2 separate regions of the Homo sapiens genome follow, and region 2 is linked to region 1. A link is an interaction called in ENCODE POLR2A ChIA-PET data of the cell type or tissue named here. Cell type or tissue: GM12878. All regions are shown on one strand. Region 1 overlaps TESK2 (testis associated actin remodelling kinase 2). Region 2 overlaps TESK2 (testis associated actin remodelling kinase 2).

Region 1 (5,000 bases):
AATGGCAATATACTTTCTTCTGGTTTTATTCTTGCGTTTTTCCTTTTTAGTCTCATTTGTATACTCTTCCTTTTTTTGTCCTGTATATATTGATGTTCCCTTGACCACTTACCTGCTTTCACCTAAGCACAAAAAGAAGGTGCCTGGGCTTTGGTGCATGGTAGGAACTCGGTATTACCTAGAGTCATATTCTGTACTTTGGGAAATTTTTTAGTAAGTGCTAGTGACTTTTTTTTTTTTTTTTTGAGACGGAGTCTTACTGTCTTGCCAGGGAGTGCAGTGGCACGATCTCGGCTCACTGCAAGCTCTGCCTCCCGGGTTCACACCATTCTCCTGCCTCAGTCTCCCGATTAGCTGGGACTACAGGCACCCGCCACCACACCTGGCTAATTTTTTTGTATTTTTTTTTTTTTTTTTTTTTAGTAGAGACAGGGTTTCACCGTATTACCCAGGATGATCTCAATCTCCTGACCTTGTGATCCGCCTGCCTTGGCTTCCCAAAGTGCTGGGATTACAGGCGTAAGCCACCGCGCCCGGCATGCTAGTAACTTTTAAGTGTACATCTTCAGTCTAGTCCTCTCTCCTAAGCTCCAGTATGGTGTCTCCAACAGCCTCCTGGACATTGTTAACTGGTGTTCCTTCAGGCAACTTAAACTCAGTAAGATCTGAGAAGAATTTGCGTCTCCTTACACATCATATCCTTTAGGTGAATGGCTAGCCATTCTCCCAGTTACCCAAACCAGAAACATGGGAGGGATTCTAGTTAAACTTGGAGTCATCTGGGTACCTCTTGTACCTCATATGTCTACTTGATCACCTTTTTTTTTTTTTTTTTTGAGATGGAGTTTTGCTCTTGTCCCCCAGGCTGGAGTGCAATGGCGCAATCTTGGTTCACTGCAATTTCTGCCTCCTGGGTTCAAGCGATTCTTCTGCCTTAGCCTCCCAAGTAGCTGGGATCACAGGTGCCTGCCACCATGCCTGGCTAATTTTTGTATTTTTAGTAGAGGTGGGGTTTCCCCATGTTGGCCAGGCTGGTCTCGAACTCTTGACCTCAGGTGATCTGCCCGCCTTGGCCTCCCAAAGTGCTGGGATTACAGGTGTGAGCCACGGTGCCCGGACTTGAACACCTTTTTTTTTTTTTTTGAGATGGAGTCTTGCTCTGTCGCCCAGGCTGGAGTACAGTGGCACTATCTCGGCTCACTGCAAGCTCCGCCTCCCAGGTTCATGCCATTCTCCTGCCTCAGCCTCCCGAGTAGCTGGGACTACAGGTGCCGGCCACCATACCCGGCTAATTTTTTTGTATTTTTAGTAGAGACGGGGTTTCACCGTGTTAGCCAGGATGGTCTCGATCTCCTGACCTCATGATCCACCCGCCTCGGCCTCCCAAAGTGCTGGGATTACAGGCGTGAGCCACTGCGCCTGGCCAGAACACCTTTTTAAAAATGTCACTTATCTCTGCTCAGCATGGTAGTGCTGAGGCGGCTGAGGTGGCTGAGGCAAAGGGGATCCCTTGAGCTTAGGAGTTCGAGGCTGTAGTGTGCAGTGATCATGCCTGTAAAGTCCAGCCTGGGCAACATAGTGAGACCCCCATCTCTAAAAAAATGGTCACTTATCTTCTCTCACTTCTTTTTCCTCACTGCCAGTACCTTAATTAAGCCTTCCCTCTTATCTGTCATTAACAATTATCTTGTTTGGGTGCAGTGGCTCATGCCTGTAATCTCAGCACTTTGGGAGGCTGAGTTGGGCAGATCACCAGGTCAAGAGATTGAGACCATCCTGGCCAACATAGTGAAACCCCATCTCCACTAAAAATACAAAAAAATTATCTGGGCATAGTGGTGCGTGCCTGTAGTCCCAGCCACTCGGGAGGTGGAGGCAGGAGAATCGCTTGAACCCGGGAGGCAGAGGTTGCAGTGAGCCGAGATCGCACCACTGTTCTCCAGCCTGGGCAACAGAGCAAGACTGTCTCAAAAAAAAAATTATCTTATTGTACTCTATTATATTCATTGATTTACATGTATCTTTCAGGAGACTGAGTTCTTGGAAAGGTGGAGTCATGTTTTATTCCATTTTGTACATCCTCCTACCAGAGAGGCAATATTAACATAGCGATTAAGAGTACAGCCTCTGGGTTTGAATTCTGGCTCCTCCGCTTCTTTTTTTTGAGACGGAGTCTTGCTCTGTCGACCAGGCTGGAGTGCAGTGGTGTGATCATAGCTCACTGCAACCTCTGCCTCCTGGGTTCAAGTGATTCTTCTGCCTCAGCCTCCTGAGTAGCTGGGACTATAGGTGCACGTCACCATGCCTGACTAATTTTTGTATTTTTAGTAGAGATGGGATTTCACCATGTTGGCCAGGATGGTCTCGACCTCCTGACCTCGTGATCCACCTGCCTCAGCTTCCCAAAGTGCTAGGATTACAGGTGTGAGCCTCTGTGCTCAGCCTTCTACCACTTCTTGGTTGTGAGATTGGGCAAGTTAATTCCTTAATGCCTTCGTTTACACATTTGTAAATTGGGGGTAATAATGGCATCTATTTTATAGGACTGTTATGGATATTAAATGTAAAGCACTTGGAAAAGCATCTGGATTATAGTAAATGCTCAGTAAATACTATAGCACCTGTCCTAAAGCCTTGCACCTAGTGGCTACCCAATTAACATTTGAGTCAGCTAATAGAGGGGATTCCTGAATTGGTCTAAAGATTAAACTAGTTCATCTCTAACTGCCTTTATAACTTTCACCCTAAGTTTCTGTTTTATGTCATGGCTTAGGGCCTGGTGGATTGAAGTTACACAGCAAATATGATGCTTATTTAGAAGAGCTAATACACTTTTAAGAACTGGCTTTTGATCTGTCTGGTACTAATATATGCCATTGTGTATATTCGTGGTTAATTAGATAAGGGATGCCAGTTTTTATGCTAGATTGCCTTTGGTTTGAATGGAAACTGCAACTCATTATTTCACAGCAGGAAGGTAAGCTCAGCAGTATTGCTTTTATTTTTAATTAGATAGTCATCCTGAAACGTGTCTGTATTAGCTGTGTTGGTCCATAGAAAGAATAACAGCTGAGCAGACTTGTCATGTAGATTTGCCATGTGTTTGGTATTGATACACAGCTAATGTACTTGTCAGTATTCCCATTCTAGAAAATAAGTGGCCAGTTTTCGGGGCTACATATTACTCATAATGAATCCTTAATTTATTCTGGATTAGGTGGGGACTTTTTATGATTATAGAAAGAAAACAATGTGATGAGGATATTGGTATATTATGTTTGCAGTCTTTTTCTACTCTTTATATCTAGGGTGTGAAAGTCCACTGAATTCTCAGAAATCTTTTTTGATGACTTTGTGGGATAATATTACCAACTTTGTGCACATATGATTCCATATTTGGATGGACATTGACAATTTTTGATTGCTGGCTGACACTGCCAAATCCAGCTACCTGTTGGTAGATAGCTTTCTAGTGCATTGCAGGATTAAATTTGTGTCTGGACTATTGTGAAGTTGTATCTACTTTGTTTTGCTGAAATGAAGGGGTGAGAAACAGCAGATACTGTGCATTAGAATGGAAAATAGAGAATGATTGGGATTTGGCATATTTTCCCTGTCAGCATGGCATCCATTCTTTAGAAAGCCTGTTTAAATCAATACTGATTTTTCTGTCTGTAGAATGTGATTGAATGACTGAAGGAAGGCTTTTGCCTCAGAGACTGGTAGAGCCATCATTTGTACACTTTTTACTCACCCTGTTGAGGGAAGTTGGGGAATAGTAGTAGCTTTCTACGTAGCTAACCCACAAATCATTTTTCACAGAAATTTGATGTATTTCTGAAGGAGACATGTTATAATGGGAAGTGCTTAGGTTTGAAACTACTAGATTTGAATCCTGAGTCTCACTAGTTGTTTATATTTGGAGAAGTCATAATCTCTCAGGATTTTGATTTCTTTTTCTTTAAATTAGAGATGATAATACATGCTTTGCAGAGTTGTCACAAAGATTACAGATAACATACAAAACCCTTGGTAGAATGCGTGGTCTGTAGTAAATAGTGGCTGCAGTTATTATTTCCAGAAGCATATTTCAGACAGGAGTGTGGTCTGAGAGTCCTAAAAATTTCCTTGATATTTCTGAAAAATGATTTTTGGAATTCTTACTTTGGAAAGATTAAAAAATATAATATTGAAGATAGGCTATTTAGTTCACTAACTTTTTTTTAATTGGTAGCTTTTCAAATTACTTTCCCCAATCAAAGCTTTTAGTTGTATTTTCTTTGTGAAAAACAAATCAACTCCTATATAAATGAAATTAATATTTGAAAAAACAAACCTACCTATGTAGAAAAGAAAAAGTTTTGAACTTCCAAGTTTATAATATTTAAGTTGAGAACATAGTTACTAAAAAATTACTTGTGTCCTTATAAGCCACATAATTTGGGCATTTTTGAAAGACTGCTAAATGCTATTTCCTAGTCTAAGAACAAAAATGATTAAGCTTCTCTAACACAGTGTTTCTCAACCAGGGCATTATTGGCATTTAGGGCAGGACAATTCTTTGTTTTGTGCATTGTAGGACATTTAGCTTCCCTAGCACCTGCCCACTAAAATACCAGTAGTGCTCATCCCACACCCCCATCATTGTGACAATAACGCCTTATGTTTTTCTGGTAATGTGATGGTAACTGTAGTTATCTCTGTTCCAAAAAAAGTATATTAATACTTTGAGGGACACTATTAGTATCAATAGATAATACTCAATATATAAGACCAAGAGAGGTAATCCAGAGGCAGAAACCATCATAAAATGTCATATATTTGAAATAATGTATTTTCTTATTTTAAAAGTAATCATTCCCACATTTTATAAAATTGGGCTTGGTTTTAGGGTTTGTACGTGTATATCTTTGCTGCCTTTTATTAGTTATTAAAATTTGTCAGAATAAATTGACAGCCATTTATAGCTTGGTTGATTTCATTTAAAATATAGTCATTTA
Region 2 (5,000 bases), 77 kb after region 1:
GCAACAGAGCAACGAAGTGAGACTCCATCTCAAAAAAAAAAAAAAAAAAAAAAACAACTTAGCTGATACCAGGCCGGGCGTGGTGGCTCATGCCTGTAATCCCAGCACTTTGGGAGGCCGAGGCAGGTGGATCACCTGAGGTCAGGAGTTCGAGACCAGCCTGGCCAACGTGGCAAAACCCTGTCTCTACTAAAAATATAAAAATTAGCCAGGCATGGTGGCAGGCGCCTGTAATCCCAGCTACTCGGGAGGCTGAGGCAGGAGAATTGCTTGAACCTGGGAGGCAGAGGTTGCAGTAAGCTGAGATTGCACTACTGCACTCCAGCGTGGGCAACAGAGTGAGACTCTGTTTCAAAAAAAAAAAAGAGTTATCTCATACCATCATCATTATCATCGTTGCCAGTGCCTGGCACATAATAGGTACTCAAAAAATTTTGAGTTGTGTTTTAAATTTACCCAGTGAAGGCTGGGCGCAGTAGCTCACACCTGTAATCCCAGTACTTTGGGAGGCTGAGGCGGGTGGATCACTTGAGGTCAGGAGTTCAAGACCAGCCTGGCCAACATGGTGAAACCCTGTCTCTACTAAAAATACAAAAAAATTAGCCAGGTATGGGGGCACATGCCTGTAATCTTAGCTACTTGGGAGGCTGAGGTGGGAGAATCACTTGAACATGGAGGCCAGATAGCGCTGCTGCATTCTAGCCTGGGTGACAGAGCAAGACCCAGTCTCAAAATAAAAATAAATAAAAATAAATAAAAATAAATTTACCCAGTGAAGAATCACTTGAGCCCAGGAGTTTGAGGCTGCAGTGAGCTATGATGGTGCCACTGCTCTCCAGCGTAGTTGACAGAGCTAGATCTTGCCTCAAAAACAAAACAAAACAAAACAAACCATAATTTACCCAGCAAGTGTTTTTTATTTTTAACCTCCTTCAGAGAAAGACTAACAAGCGTTTATATATTGTCATATGCCAGGCAAGAGAATGGTATCTTGCTGTTAAGAAGCTTGTGGTCTAGTAAAAAAGTTATAAGGCATGTGATAAAACATAGTTAAAGCTTGGAAATGATGCTATAGGAAGGTGATATAGGCTGGGCATGGTGGCTCACACCTGTAATCCTAGCATATTTGGGAGGGTGAGGCAGAAAGATTGTTTGAGCCCAGGAGTTCAAGGTTGCAGTGAGCTGTAATTGCAACACTGCACTCCAGCCTGGGTGACAGAGTGGGACCTTGTCTCAAAAAAAAAAAAAAAGAAAAGAAAAGAAAAGAAAGGAGTGTAAATGGCTGCCTTGGTAGTTGAAGAACATGAGAAGGAAGTATTTGAACTGGTATTTGAGGATGAGTAGAATCTAACTACAGTAATGCAGTGCATAAGATGTTTTGGTCAACAACAGACCGCATACATGATGGTGGTTCCATGAGATTATAATACCATATTTTTACTGTACCTTTTCTATGTTTAGATATGTTAAGATACACAAAACTTACCATTTTGTTGCAGTTGTCTACAGTATTCAGTACAGTAATATGCTGTACAGGCTTGTAGCCTAGGATCAATAGACTCTACCGTATAGCCTGAGGGTATTGTAGGCTATACCATCCAGGTTTATGTAAGTACACTCTATGATTATGCAACCACAAAATCACCTAAGAATGCATTTCTCAGAATGTATCCCCATCGTTAAGTAAGGTATGTGGAAATGAAGAGAGGGGCATTTTAGGTAGTGGGAACAGTCTGAGAAAAGGCAAAGATGTGGAAAAGCTTAATAATGACACTTTATGGGGAATGGTAAATCATGCTATAGAAAAGACTCTAGTCTCTAGACAAAGTCTAGTTTACCAGTAGTATCAGAGTTAAGAGTTTCCTGTTGGGGCCGGGTGCAGTGGCTAATGCCTGTAATCCCAGCCTTTTGGGAGGCTGAGACGGGCGGATCACTTGAGGTCAGGAGTTCGAGACCAGCCTAGCCAACATGGTGAAACACCCCGTCTCTACTAAAAATACAAAAATTAGCCAGGTGTGGTGGCCGCCTCTAATCCCAGCTACTCGGGAGGCTGAGGCAGGAGAATCGCTTGAACTCAGGAGGCAGAGGTGCAGTGAACCAAGACTGAGCCATTGTACTGCAGCCTGGGCAACAGAGTGCGGCTCTGTCTTTAAAAAAAAAAAAAAAAAAAAAAAAAAAAAGAGTTTCCTGTTGGTCTTACTATCTTTAGAGCAGTGATAAACAGTCATTTGTTTAAAGGCTTTGCTACTCACTGCATGTAGTCTGTAGACCAAGCGACATCAGCATCACCTGGGAGTTTAGAAATTCAGATTCTTAGGCCCCATCCCTGACCTACAGAGTGCGAGTCTGCATTTTGACAAGATCCTTCATGGGTTTGTTTCCACAGTGGTCTAAAGTACAAAAGCAATCCTTGGCCTAGTGTGGTGGCTTACTTTGGGAAGCCAAGGCAGGAAGATCACTTGAGGCCAGGAACTTGAGACCAGCCTAGGCAACACAGTGAGACCCTGTCTCTACCAAAAAAAAAAAAAAAAAAAAAGCCAGCTGTGGTGTGTGCCTGTAGTCCCAGCTGCTCAGGAGGCTGAGACAGTGAGACAGGAGAGTCACTTGAGACTGGGAGGTTGAGGCTGCAGCGAGCTTATGATCACACTATTGCACTGTGCCACCGCACTCCAGACTGGGCGACAGAGCAAGACCTTGTCTCAAAAAAAAAAGCAACCCTCCTTCTCAACATGAATCTGTATGTCATATGAAACTAAAAATAACAAAGTTGAGTAATCACTTACTCTCAAAGCACATGCATTAAGAAAGCACCCCCTTCCTGAGTTAAGTAATTCTAGCTGGTATGATTTGGGGTGGGGTATGGGGATAGGGGAATAAAAATCATTCAGAATATAAATTTTTAAGGTCTTGTGACATGACAATGATTTGAGGCTTCATTTCGATTTTTGATATAGTTAGCAATAAAAACTTTAGTGAAAACTTATTGTTGATGTTACGTGCTTTTCTAGGCACATGTCACTTCCCTGTCAAGGATGAGTAATATTTCCTCTTTATAGTATATTGTTTTTTTACAACATTTAGAGTGATTAACTCTGTTCAAGCTCTTTTTTTTTTTTTTTTTGAGACGGAGTCTCACTGTCACCCAGGCTGAAGTGCAGTGGCACAATCTTAGCTCACTGCAACCTCCATCTCCCAGGTTCAAGCTATTCTCCTGCCTCAGCCTCCCGAGTAGCTGGGACTACAGACGCCCACCACCACGCCTGGCTAATTTTTGTATTTTTAGTAGAGATGGGGTTTCACCATGTTGGCCAGGATGGTCTTGATCTCTTGACCTCGTGATCCTCCCACCTTGGCCTCCCAAAGTGCTGGGATTACAGACATGAGCCACTATGCCCGGCCGCTCTTTTTCCAATATAAAGCTAATGCATGTCTCAGCTTGCCAGCTCTGTGACACCACTTTGGATGTGGTGGTGGTTTTCCATTAGGAATGATTTGGGAGAGGTTAGGCAGTAAAGTTGCACGTAGAAGTAGAGTTGTGTGACACGATTGTGATATGGTTATTTGAGTAGAGGGTGGGAAGAAAGCAGACAGAAAACTCTCCTATGAAGCCAGTGCCTGCCTGGATGTGCTATGACATCTCTGTAGATGGTGTGGTCAAAATAATAGTGGGCCTGGGAGGAAGAAAAGCAAGGGTGTGTCACATCCAAACCAGGTCTTTTCAGCTTCTAGAAAAACCCATGATTTTAAAATGTAGCCATTGTTTTTCTAGTAGAATCCTATTGCCTGACTTCTTTATAAATATTTGATTAAAGAAAATCAAATACCTCTTGGCTTTACTGCCTTGTACTTGCCTCTAATGTTCTTTAATGTAACACGAGTTTACATTGTGAAGTTAATTTGGTAATTATTGCTTCTTCATTCAATAAATGTGTGTTTAGCAACTTGTGTACGAAACATTTTGTGTGAGACATTGTATATAGAAACAAATGAGACAAGATCTGTACTCTTAAAAGCCTTGGCCCGGCATAGTGGCTCATGCCTGTAATCCTAGCACTTTGGGAGGCCGAGGTGGGAGGATCACTTGAGCCCAGGAATTTGAGACCAGCCTGGGCAACAAAGCAATACTATCTCTAAAAAATAAATTTTTTTTTTTTTTTTGAGACAGAGTTTCACTCTTGTTGCCCAGGCCGGAGTGCAATGGTGCGCTCTCGGCTCACCACAACCTCCACCTCCTGGGTTCAAGCAATTCTCCTGCCTCAGCCTCCCGAGTATCTGGGATTACAGGCATGTGCCACCACACCTGGCTAATTTTGTATTTTTAGTAGAGACAGGGTTTTCCATGTTGGTCAGGCTGGTCTCAAACTCCCGACCTGAGGTGATCCGCCAGCTTCTGCCTCGCAAAGTGCTGGGATTACAGGCGTGAGCCACCGCGCCGGGCTAAAAAATATTCAAATAGGCCAAGCACGGTGGCTTATGCCTGTAATCCCAGCACTTTGGGAGGCTAAGGCAGGCAGATCACCTGAGGTGGGTGGATCACCTAAGGTGAGGAAGTTTAAGACCAGCCTGGCCAACATGGTGAAGCCCTGTCTGTACTAAAAATACAAAAATTACCTGGGCATGGTGGCAGGTGCCTGTAATCTCAGCTACTCAGGAGGCTGAGGCAGGAGAATTGCTTGAACCCGGGAGGCGGAGGTTGCAGTGAGGCAAGATTGCACCACTGCACTTCAGCCTGGGTGACAGAGCGAGACAGTCTCAATCAGTCAATCAATCAATCAATCAATACCTTATATTCCAGTCTGGGGAAGGAGTCAGAAATGTTAGATTAGCAAGAATAGCTAACATTTTCTAGTGTTTATTATGTTCCAGAAGCCCAAGTTATCTTATTTCATCTTCACAATAACCATATGGGTTAGGTAATATTAATATTTACATTTTGCATGTGAAGAAACTGAATTGCAGAGAGGTCATCAGTAAATGGTAGAGCCAGGATTCAAATCAAA

Evidence for each region. Peaks named below come from ENCODE experiments on the same cell type or tissue, not always from the same donor. Only the 100,000 strongest peaks of a DNase experiment are listed, where the experiment ranks them.
Region 2: POLR2A ChIA-PET joins it to region 1 with 12 read pairs; 12 of 35 experiments call an interaction of 5 or more read pairs at or near these places.

The regions. Positions count from the first base shown.
Region 1 is chr1:45,468,395-45,473,394 of GRCh38, reverse strand. All of the region lies in intron 1 of TESK2 (testis associated actin remodelling kinase 2), which reads left to right. Among named protein-coding and RNA genes, the nearest start is that of TESK2, 20 kb to the left of the region's middle. In GM12878, no CTCF peak of the experiment used is centred here; a DNase peak (open chromatin) is centred at 2,924.
Region 2 is chr1:45,391,860-45,396,859 of GRCh38, reverse strand. All of the region lies in intron 3 of TESK2 (testis associated actin remodelling kinase 2), which reads left to right. Among named protein-coding and RNA genes, the nearest start is that of TOE1, 54 kb to the right of the region's middle. RefSeq lists an enhancer at 2,799-2,868. In GM12878, no CTCF peak of the experiment used is centred here; DNase peaks (open chromatin) are centred at 2,319 and 2,749; H3K27ac peaks cover 2,092 bases.